2 separate regions of the Mus musculus genome follow, and region 1 is linked to region 2. A link is a loop called in an ENCODE intact Hi-C map of the cell type or tissue named here. Cell type or tissue: heart. All regions are shown on one strand.

The links. Peaks named below come from ENCODE experiments on the same cell type or tissue, not always from the same donor. Only the 100,000 strongest peaks of a DNase experiment are listed, where the experiment ranks them.
Region 1: it touches region 2 in a loop (3-fold over the local background); 2 of 42 quality-filtered maps call a loop at or near these places.

Annotation. Positions count from the first base shown.
Region 1 is chr3:109,930,434-109,935,433 of GRCm38, forward strand. Ntng1 (netrin G1) reads right to left here. Exons shown (of 8, transcript NM_030699.2): 3 at 4,136-4,776. Among named protein-coding and RNA genes, the nearest start is that of Gm25681, 69 kb to the left of the region's middle. In heart, no CTCF peak of the experiment used is centred here; a DNase peak (open chromatin) is centred at 1,998.
Region 2 is chr3:109,524,052-109,529,051 of GRCm38, forward strand. Vav3 (vav 3 oncogene) reads left to right here. Exons shown (of 27, transcript NM_020505.2): 13 at 1,818-1,903; 14 at 3,363-3,495; 15 at 4,224-4,333. Among named protein-coding and RNA genes, the nearest start is that of Vav3, 190 kb to the left of the region's middle. In heart, a CTCF peak has its summit at 2,384 (motif pointing right); no DNase peak of the experiment used is centred here.

The sequences.
Region 1 (5,000 bases), 410 kb after region 2:
ATTGTGTTAGCCAGCCTGTGGAAGAAGAGTAGGCAATGCATGGCATGAGAACAGAATTCACGGCATTGGAAGGGTAGGAGTTTCTGTTATGAATGTACTTTAAAAGACAAGAAACTGAGATGCTGATCAGATTTGAATATTTCCGTCAAGTCTACCTTCCTATTTATGCTGTTAAAGGAGAAATTCTATTATCTTATGTCCAAAGCCAGTAGTTAGATACCTTGCTGATAATACATCTCAAAAACAAATGAGCTTACTACCAAATGCTCATTTATCTTTCAGATTTAAAAAAAAAACTCTATTATAATAAATCACACTACTTCCTCAATCTTACCTCAAAGAAGCAAAAGAGAACACTGCATCTGACAAGTATTCAGGTTTAATTAACTTAATTGTGGGAAGAATGCTCAGAAGGAAACATGGTATTTGAAAACCTAAACCTCCCTCTGTGTATCTCAGAAACATTTTGAACATTATATATTGAATGAATTTTGAATTTAACCCCCTGTCTGTATGGGAAAAAAATGTTCAGAACAAACATGTTCTCTTCATTTCCCCTCTCACCTCTTCTTTGGGTACGTTTTATTTATGCACTGGACGAACTCTTGGCCATTAGAACCATCTTGCTTCAGCAGTTAATTAACACAAGTACCATAATTTAATACAGTTAATGCTACTTGATGCCCTTTAATGTACCTTCCATTAGTGATATTATTGTAGTATTACCCTGTAAATTAAAATGAGATCAAGACTAAGAGAGTGGCTCTTTAATTAAGGTCCTGGCGCAGCGAACTCCTCTATTATTCACTAGAGAAAATCACCCTGATTTACTGAAGCAGGACAGCCATAAGTCAGAATTAGCCCGTGAAGATTATTAGGTTTATTGAACAGTGTAAGTACTATGGCGTGGCTGAGATTGCCAGTAGCACTGCTGCTTCTTCTTCCTCCTCCTCCTCTATTATCTTAATAAATACTCAATGAGAAGAGGCAAAGGAAAACAGAAGAAGCATGTGGCAAGAGAGAAATGCATTTTATGATAATATCTTTATTTTTGTCATCAGCTCAATAGATACTGGATCTATCACATGGTAAGAAGAGCCTAAATGACCCATTAACCTAACGTTAGTCAAAACATTGCTTTTATGTGAAGTAACACTTGTCGATAAAAAAAAAAACCTACATATGCATATGTACATTATATATTTTCAACTATTTCCATTTCATAGTTTAATATGTTAAGGTATTTATATGTTGGTTTTTTTGAGACAGGGTTTCTCTGTGTAGCCCTGGCTGTCCTGGAACTCACTCTGTAGACCAGGCTGTCCTTGAACTCAGAAATCTGCCTGCCTCTGCCTCTCAAGTTCTGAGATTAAAGGCATGTGCCACCACTGCCCGGCAAAATGTGTAGCCCAGGCTGGCCTTGAACCTCTGCCTCCAGCAAATCCTACTGGGGTGTGCCACCACAATCTGTTACCTGTTTTGCAAACATTTATATCTGATCTCCATCCAAATTCTATACAATAATTTATATAAATTCCTACATAATGCTTGGATGGTATTGGAAATGAGCAAGCAGAAAAATATCATTATTATTCATGGATACAGACATGTAAAGACATAAGATTTTGTGATTGTGTGATCATGGGCTGATGATAAAGGCAAGGTATGGGAAAAATGACCTTGCTTATACTTTGGAAAATTTAGAACTTTGTCTTAGACATCATCTACTAGCAGACACACTTTGTATAGATGACCTGTTGTTTAAGGGAGAGATAACAAAGGGCATTAATCCTGAAATTTTCAAGGGAAAATAATCATGATGCCGGGAGGTCTCAAGAGCCACCGTTGCTCAGCTATCTGTTTAGTGATTCCATCATAAGCAAATATTTCTTACATAACTTGAAAGCTGGAGACACGCCGGAGCCATCAGGCCTTGCTTCTTTAGTCCCTCCCCCAGGACTAAAAATACTCCGGCCATCTGGTGCCTAGTGCGGTACATGCCAGCATCAGTTTGCCCCGAGGAATTTGGACAGAGGGTGGAGGTGACAGAGCAGCACCGTATGGAAGAGCCTCACCTCTACTGGACCTCTCTTTTTTGCCCAGCTGCTTCTCACAGGCTCACAGCTATCTGGTGAACAGGAGTGACAGTAGAGGTGAGACTCTGGGAAGGCAGCTTGATAGAATCTGGGTCCAGCTCAACTCTCACGGCCAAAGAAAAGCAGCTGGAGGTCATTGCTAAGGAGAGGCTTAAGAGAAAGGTGAGAAGTCTAGAGGGATTCAGCGTTCTTGGCGTGCCACCTTTAGGAGATGGCCTGTCTAACTCCAATGGAGCATGCATAAAGCTGTCCTTAGCTCGAAAACGTGTTTTACACTTTCTTTCAAAAGAATCAGAGAATAGAAAAATGAATTTCTAACAGCAAAAATAAGCTCTGACACCGGTTATTTCATAACTGTAAACCTCTGAAAGGTTGCCTTTCTGACAAGGCCAAATCAAAGTTTTGGGGGTATAGTGATCTCTAGAAACTCAACTATACATGAAAGAGTCTTCAAACTGCCAGAAACTGACCTAGCTGAATTTAATATAACAGAATCACATAAATCTCAGGCTATTAATTTTGAGCTTTATTCTTTTAGTCATTTTGAGTTATTTGTCATTTGATGTTGGTGTGCTATTGTTAAAAATACTAAACATTTTCATATAGCATATACAAAAAAGAATAAATAGGATCACATTTGAAATTGATAGTCTTTGACTAAGTTGTCTCTGAACTGTGACCAGACAGAGTCAAGTCTGAGAAGACAGCAACTCATTGCCCTGTCATAATCTCCTGCTAATCCATGCATACTTCTCTTAACACTAGGGGACCCAAGCTCAGTGTGGGTATCAATATAGCAGGGCATAAATCTCTCAAAAATATTAACTTGCTTTTAAGATATTGTCATCATCCATCACTGAGACCTTGGTTAAACGTTGACAGTAGGGTCCATAGCTAAAGACTTTTCACTGGCCACGAGGAACACAGCACAAATCAGAGGAGACAGCCACAAATTCATGTTATTTTTTTTTCCACAGTTAGCATCCTGAAACCCTAGATGCCTCTCTAAGTAAGGTTTACCATTGCTTCTTTTTTTCTCATTCTGACACTCAACAGCAACAAATGCCTAGTCATTAGCCTGTGGCAGGCAGACAACTCTCTGAAGGGCCAGAGTCTCAGCACCTCTAGTTGCTGAGGACTAGATAGACCTAAGAGAATCTGAAGGCCAGCCAACTGCATGAAGCCTGATTAAGTGGGTTCATTCCATTGTTTGTTCAGATCTATATGCCAGGTATACCATTTACACACTTACCCTCGTCTATCTTCACAGTTTAGAAATGGTTACTTCTTTGCTTATATTTCTTTATTTCCTACCCAGCATGCTTCCATTCCCATCATGCCTTGCTGAATGAAAAATCTCAATGTTGGTAGTGTTTGTTCTCATTATTGGAGTTTTTCATTCAAACAGCTTCAAATTCTTTGTAACTTAATTACAGTGATATATATATATATATTTCTAAAACCAGGTATTCCTGATTATAACCACTGATGTTACAACACTCGACCATCTGTATTTGACCTATTAAGAGTCCCAAATCCCTATTTTTTATGTAAAATATTGATTAATACAATAGAGTCCAAAACCTTTAAAAAGGAAATGTTACCAGTCTTAAAGAAATGGATTTACTTCTCAGATGGCTTTTGAGTCTAACACTGCAGGGTGGATTCTTGGTTGCAATGGGAAATGCAAGATATAACCTTGTTTCTCTTAATCTTCTAAACAGAGCAACCAGCGTCACTCACTATGTTGAGGAATTTAGCATCACCTCGCCTAGGGAGTTGTTGCTTCCAGTAAGATACTTATGTTTTCTTTTGTTTAAAAGCTAGAGACTGCCTAAAGAGTAGCAGCTAATGTGGGTTTACAAATCATTGTTGAGCCAAAGGGTCTCAAAATGCCTTGAGAATATACTTGCATAGTGGTGCTCCTCAGAAATCAGGAAATAAAAATGGACCTAAGTCACTTTATAATTGTGGGCATAATTTTTGGACATGGTCTCCCCCGTCCCCCACCAATTCAAGATGGGCATGTGTTCTCTTACCTTCCTCGCACCTTTATGTCTGAGATCGCATAAAAGTAACGTGCCAAATGTAGTTCATCTACAAATATTTCCCCAACGGCGGGTCTCAACAGCCTGATCCTCAGGTCTGTGACAGTGAAGAAATCTCTGAGTTTCTTGGTTGTATCCAGCTGTCCATAGAGGGAAGCCATATTTCGTAGCCGAGGTCCAGCGAAAAACGCAAACCTGTCTTTGATCTCGAAGTGGATTATTTTGCTATTCGTGGAGTACCCAGTGGAGTACTCTTCCGTGCAAATGATTTCCAAGACCGTGTGCTGAGATAAATCCTTCACGGATTTCGGGTCCATGTGGAATGCATGGAGGCAGTCTGTGGCATAATACTGATAGGGCTGCCATGTTCGTCCGTAGTCGAGAGATTTCTCTAGGATCATTTGGTCTGGACGCCCCGATTCAAAGGTAATAACTATGTTGTCTGTGAGTTCAATGGTTTTGCTCCAAGACAGAGTGATGTTAACCTGGAGAGGTTTGGGGTACTCCTTCCAAGTAGCAGACTGCCAAAATGTGGAGGGATGTCTTCCTTCAAAATCAAACATCAGCTCAGGAGGGTGTGCCAGTTCAGGGGTACTCGCATCACACTCATTATTGCACATGTAAGGGTTGCCCTATGGAAGACAAAGAAAGGAGGGTGCGTTAAATACTGGCTGAACAGGCTTTTCTTACTGCTCATAGCTAGCAAGCTAGGACAGAAAACAACAATAACAAAATCACTAAACATTTCACTTTCCCCAACTGGATTCTCCTGTACAACAGCCTTTTAAAAAGTACTTCAGAACGTTAGAGTGATGACTTAGCAGTTAAGGACACTGCCTTGCTTTTTCAAAAGACC
Region 2 (5,000 bases):
ATTAGAATGAAATCCATAGGTATCATTGATAATCTTCCGTCAATTCTCTTTTCCTTAAAAAAATACTGTAAGTGTTCATTAATAGTTTAAACTATTTTGTGTTCCTGCCTTTGTGGAAATGTATCATTGAATTGTTACATCATAAAATTCCATCCTGGAACTCTTGGCTCAAGGAGGGAGCTTCAGGATCCCCTCTTCCTAGATTCTGCTTTTGGGACAATTATGTGTCTGCAGTTCCATGCTGCTGTGAACATTTGTGTCCTGTGTATGGTATGTTCTATGAACATAGAGGCTGCCTCACTCCACCTTGCATGCGTGACAAATATCACTTACTGTAATTTTCTTGTGATTAGTATCATTTCAGTGATTAGTATCATTTTTCCCCTTTAAATAATATTTTTATTTTTTTTGAGATTAAACTGTAATTGCATACATCATTTCTCCCTTTCCTTTATCCCTGTCAAACACTTCCCAGTAACCCATCCTGTTCTCTTTCAAATTCTTGACCTCCTTTTCTTCTTTAATTATTGTATGAATATATCTTGCTCAGTCTGTATAATGTTACTCTTATGTATATATTTTTAGGGCTGACTAGTAGTGAATAACCAATTTATGTGCTTTTAACCTAAAAAGGACTATTTCTCCTGGTCTCAGCATTTCTTAGTTGCCCGTAGTTGTGTTTTGTTTATTTGTTGTTGTTGTTTAGTCTTGGGACCTTGTGAGCGCTCCCCTTTCACATCAGCAGGTCTGTTTGTCTTGTTCAGCTCATGTTTAGGAAGACATGATGCTGAAACATCTCGGGTATAGCCTCTCTGATAATTTAGGAGACACAACCTCACAGCAAACCCACCATTCTTCTGATTTTTATAATCTTTCTGTCTCTTCTGCAATGGTTCCTTAGCCCAAGGCGCAGGAGTGTGTTGTAGTCAGATGAGTTGGGACTGTGCTCCACAGTTCTATGTTTTCACTGGCCGTGCCTCTCTGCAATGTCTCTGCTGCAAAGAGAACTTTTCCGGGTGAGGGATGAGGCGTACACTGATCTGTGAGTGTAAGGACATCTACCTAGAAGGCCGTAAGGGATTAAGCTGGTTTAGTACGGTAGTAGTTGCTAGTTCTCCTTCAACATCCATGGCTTTCCTACTCCGGGTACCTGGATCGATATCATTTTTATTTATTATAACACATTTACTCTCAACTGCACAGGACTTAGATACAAGGTAAGATTTAAAAATCAACCAGCCACTACTTCTACATAGAACCTTAAAAGGGAAGTGACCAGAGCTGGATCTGACCTGAAAGCCCCGCCCTCCTGAGGAACCAGGCATGATTTTTTTCTTGTTGAGCGGGCCTTAGGTCCTTTTAGAGAGCTCTTAGTTACTGACAAGCTATGTGAGCCAGTTCTTCCTGTATTCCTATGGCTATTGTGGCATGTTGGTTATTAACGTGGTTCATAGGCATCATTGTTGGCTAGACTATTGGTTGCTGCCTTCCTTTGGAGACTTGAACGATACCCTGTGGTACACAGAAGCTAGTCCTCAGGAGGGCGGGGCTTTCAGTTCAGATCCAGGTCTGCTCACTTCCTGTTTAAGGTTCTGTGTAGAAGTAGTGACTGGTTGATTTTCAAATCTTACCTTGTATCCAAGTCTTGTGCACTTAAGAGTGAATGTGTTAAAATAAATAAAAATGATATCAATTGCAACATGATAGGGCCATTGTCCTGGAGAATGTCTTTCCCGGTGTTTACTTCTGTTTTTATGTGATTGTGAAAGGGTTAGACACACACGTAAGATTTATTTAAAGGTGTATCTATGTTTTAGAACCAGCCAGTTTTGCTCTTTGGACGACCACAGGGAGACGGTGAAATCCGAATAACCACTCTGGACAAGCATACAAAACAAGAAAGGTGAGTGGCAGGTGCACTCTCACGGTGGTAGCTGCTGTCCCAGGAATGATGGCTTCAGTCAGGTATTCTAGGACAGGTGGCGGTGTGCAGGCCAGGGGGCCAGCCAGTCACCAGTCCCTTACCTTTTCTAACATATGTCCCATGTATTACTTCTCTTTCTAGCCTGCACTCTGTTGATTTGCCTAAGGTTTTAGGTGCTAAATGAAAATGTTCGAAAATAAGACGCATTTCAATCATGAAACGCCACCAGACGATTGCCGTAAAGCCACGATTGCCTGTTTTAAAAGACTCATTTGGAAATTAACTGAAAATAATAAAAATCATCCCAGGGAGGAATGCAGAATGGGAACTGTTTAGCAGTGTATTTTTATTTAGGGAGACCTCTAGGCAGAGTCCTTGAATATCCTTAGTACTCTTGGCCTTTTATTCTCTGTCATGACAGGCGATTGTTTCCCCGGACTCTTTGTAGAAGAAAACGTCTACCAGCAGGGGGCAGCATTGACCCTTGTTTCCACCTTGATACCCGGGTTCCTCAGCTAGTTCTCAGGAGCCACACATTTGACTTTGAAGATGAGGAAAGTGTTTGAACACTGGGAATGTGTCATTGTCACAATCATTGGTTAAGAATAAGTGTGTTAATCATTGAGAGTTTTAAAAAGCACACATTTATTGCAGTTGGATAAGGTTAGAAGATTCGTTTCCTTCCCCAATTAACATTGCTTTTAATAAGGAAAAAAAAAATTAACACAGAAAGTTAACCATCACTTTCCTGGCTTGCAGTTTCTCTTACACCCAAGCTACACTTAAGGTGACCCATTAAATTGTGACACCGAACACAAGGAGTGAAGGCACAGGTTCTAAAGTTAGCTTGGGTGCGATCTTACTCTGTATGGATCATCAGTGTAACTGCTGGCAATTTGCATACAAGCCCCCGCCCCTCCAGCGTGGGTTTGCACACCCAGGATGAGAGTAATTCCGACCCGGGTGGGGACCCAGGGGATTTATTTTATGTCTTGTTTGTGGAACGAACAGTTCTCAAGGCTTTTGATTGATTGCTATTACGGTTGTAGAAGATCTACTGTCCTGATTGTGAATATTTTTCTGAGATTTTAGCATTGAAATAAAAAGAGAGCAATTATTCATGAGCAGCTTTATGGCCTATCTTAGTGAGTATTTTCAATGACTCTAAAGTGTATGGATTGCTTTTCTAATGCTCCCTCCCTTCCTTTAAGTTCAAATGAGGGGAGCTGGGGTGGAATGGCAGCATCTCTCCTTGAGCCCCATGAAGGACAGTGATGATCCTGTGAGCCTGTATTCCTTACAGTTTCTACTGTGTGGCCCTGCCTGTGGCCCTTAATGCAGAAGAACGCTTGGCTGGTGCAGTCACATCTTGCCAGGAAAAAAAAAAATGCACTTGCAAACAGTTTGCTGTCAGTCACCCACACTCTCTCTTTTACAGGCATATCTTCTTATTCGACTTGGCAGTGATTGTCTGTAAAAGGAAAGGCGATAACTACGAGATGAAGGAAATAATAGATCTCCAGCAGTACAAGATAGCCAACAACCCTACCACTGACAAAGAGAATAAAAAGGTGACTACTGGGGAGGTGGCAATGGACAGTAATTTATGCAGAGCTTTGAATATTCAAATATAATCATCCCTTGGTATCTAGACTCCTCCCTCCACTGCAGACACCTGAATCTGCAGATACTTGGGGCCCTTATATAAAATGGTTTAGTGTTCACATATAACCTGTGCATGTCTTTCTACATAATTTAAAGCGACTCTCGGCTCTTTGTAATTCCTAAGACAATACTTGGGTTGCTGTAAGCAGCTGTTATACCGTATCATTTAGCAATAGTGACAAGGAAACAAGTCTGTACATGCTTGGTACAGATGCAATTCATATTGTTTTCATCTGCAGTTGTTGAATATTTGAGTACAGAACCTGCAAAATCTGGAGCCAGATGTACATACGTCCATTAGAGTGAGATGCTGCTGTCTGAATCAGGCATTGAATTTTCAGAGATTGATTTTGGTACAGGTTCCTGTGAGCTATGATTGGGTCCTGACAGACCCAATGATTGGTTGATCTGACCATTTCCAGTTCCTCTGATCAATATGGTAATAATGATTTTCTCATCAATATGAAGTTGGTAACTGATTTTCTTCTCAGTATGAGGTTTGTTACAGTCGTCAGTGTTAATGCTGTTAGCTATAAGGTTTTGTATGCATGGCTATGCCGGTGCTCCAGTGAATCTGAAAATATGTTTTTAACAAGTGATAATCATTAACTTGAAGAATATTCATTTTTCACAGTGGTCTTATGGCTTCTACCTCATCCATACCCAAGGACAAAATGGGTTAGAATTTTATTGCAAAACAAAAGATTTAAAGAAAAAATGGCTGGAACAGTTTGAAATGGCTCTGTGAGTATTTTTACTTTTAAAATTTATTTGTGTGTGTGGTGTGTACTTGCACAAACGTGTGTGTGTTGGATGTGTACCTGTGTGTGTGTGTGTGTGTGTGTTATGTGTAGGCCAAAGGTTTTATCTCCTTTAGTGTCTGCCCTTTATATTGAGCTAGGCTCTCAATTGGATCCAGAACTCACTGATTTAGCTAGACTACCTAGATACCTTACCTGTGGGATCCTCTCTGTGGGCCTCCCAAACTCTGCGATTGAAGGCTGGCTGCCACCCCTGCTCAGCTGTTCCTTGGGTGCTGAGGGTTCACACTTGGGTGGTTGTGCTTGGCCGGCAAGTGCTCGCCCCTCCTGAGCCATCTCCCCAGCCTACATTTAAGAGTCCATTGTGTCTACTATTTAAATCACTGGTAAGTCAGAGGAGCCGCTCTCTGCTAGAGGCTGCTGGACAAAGGCTCTGTTCAGGGATGCTAGGGCTGACTGTGAGCTGGTCATCTGGTCTCTGAGAAGAGTGCTGGTGAATTTCTTCAACAAGAAGAAAGAGGGAGCTCAAATCTTCCCTTTGACTTGCTTCGCCTAGAAATACTTTCAGTCTTTACCTTTTAGTGCCTCAAGAAATTTAATTATAAGGAGAAATTTTTCCTGTAATTACTAGTTTTAATATATATCCTTAC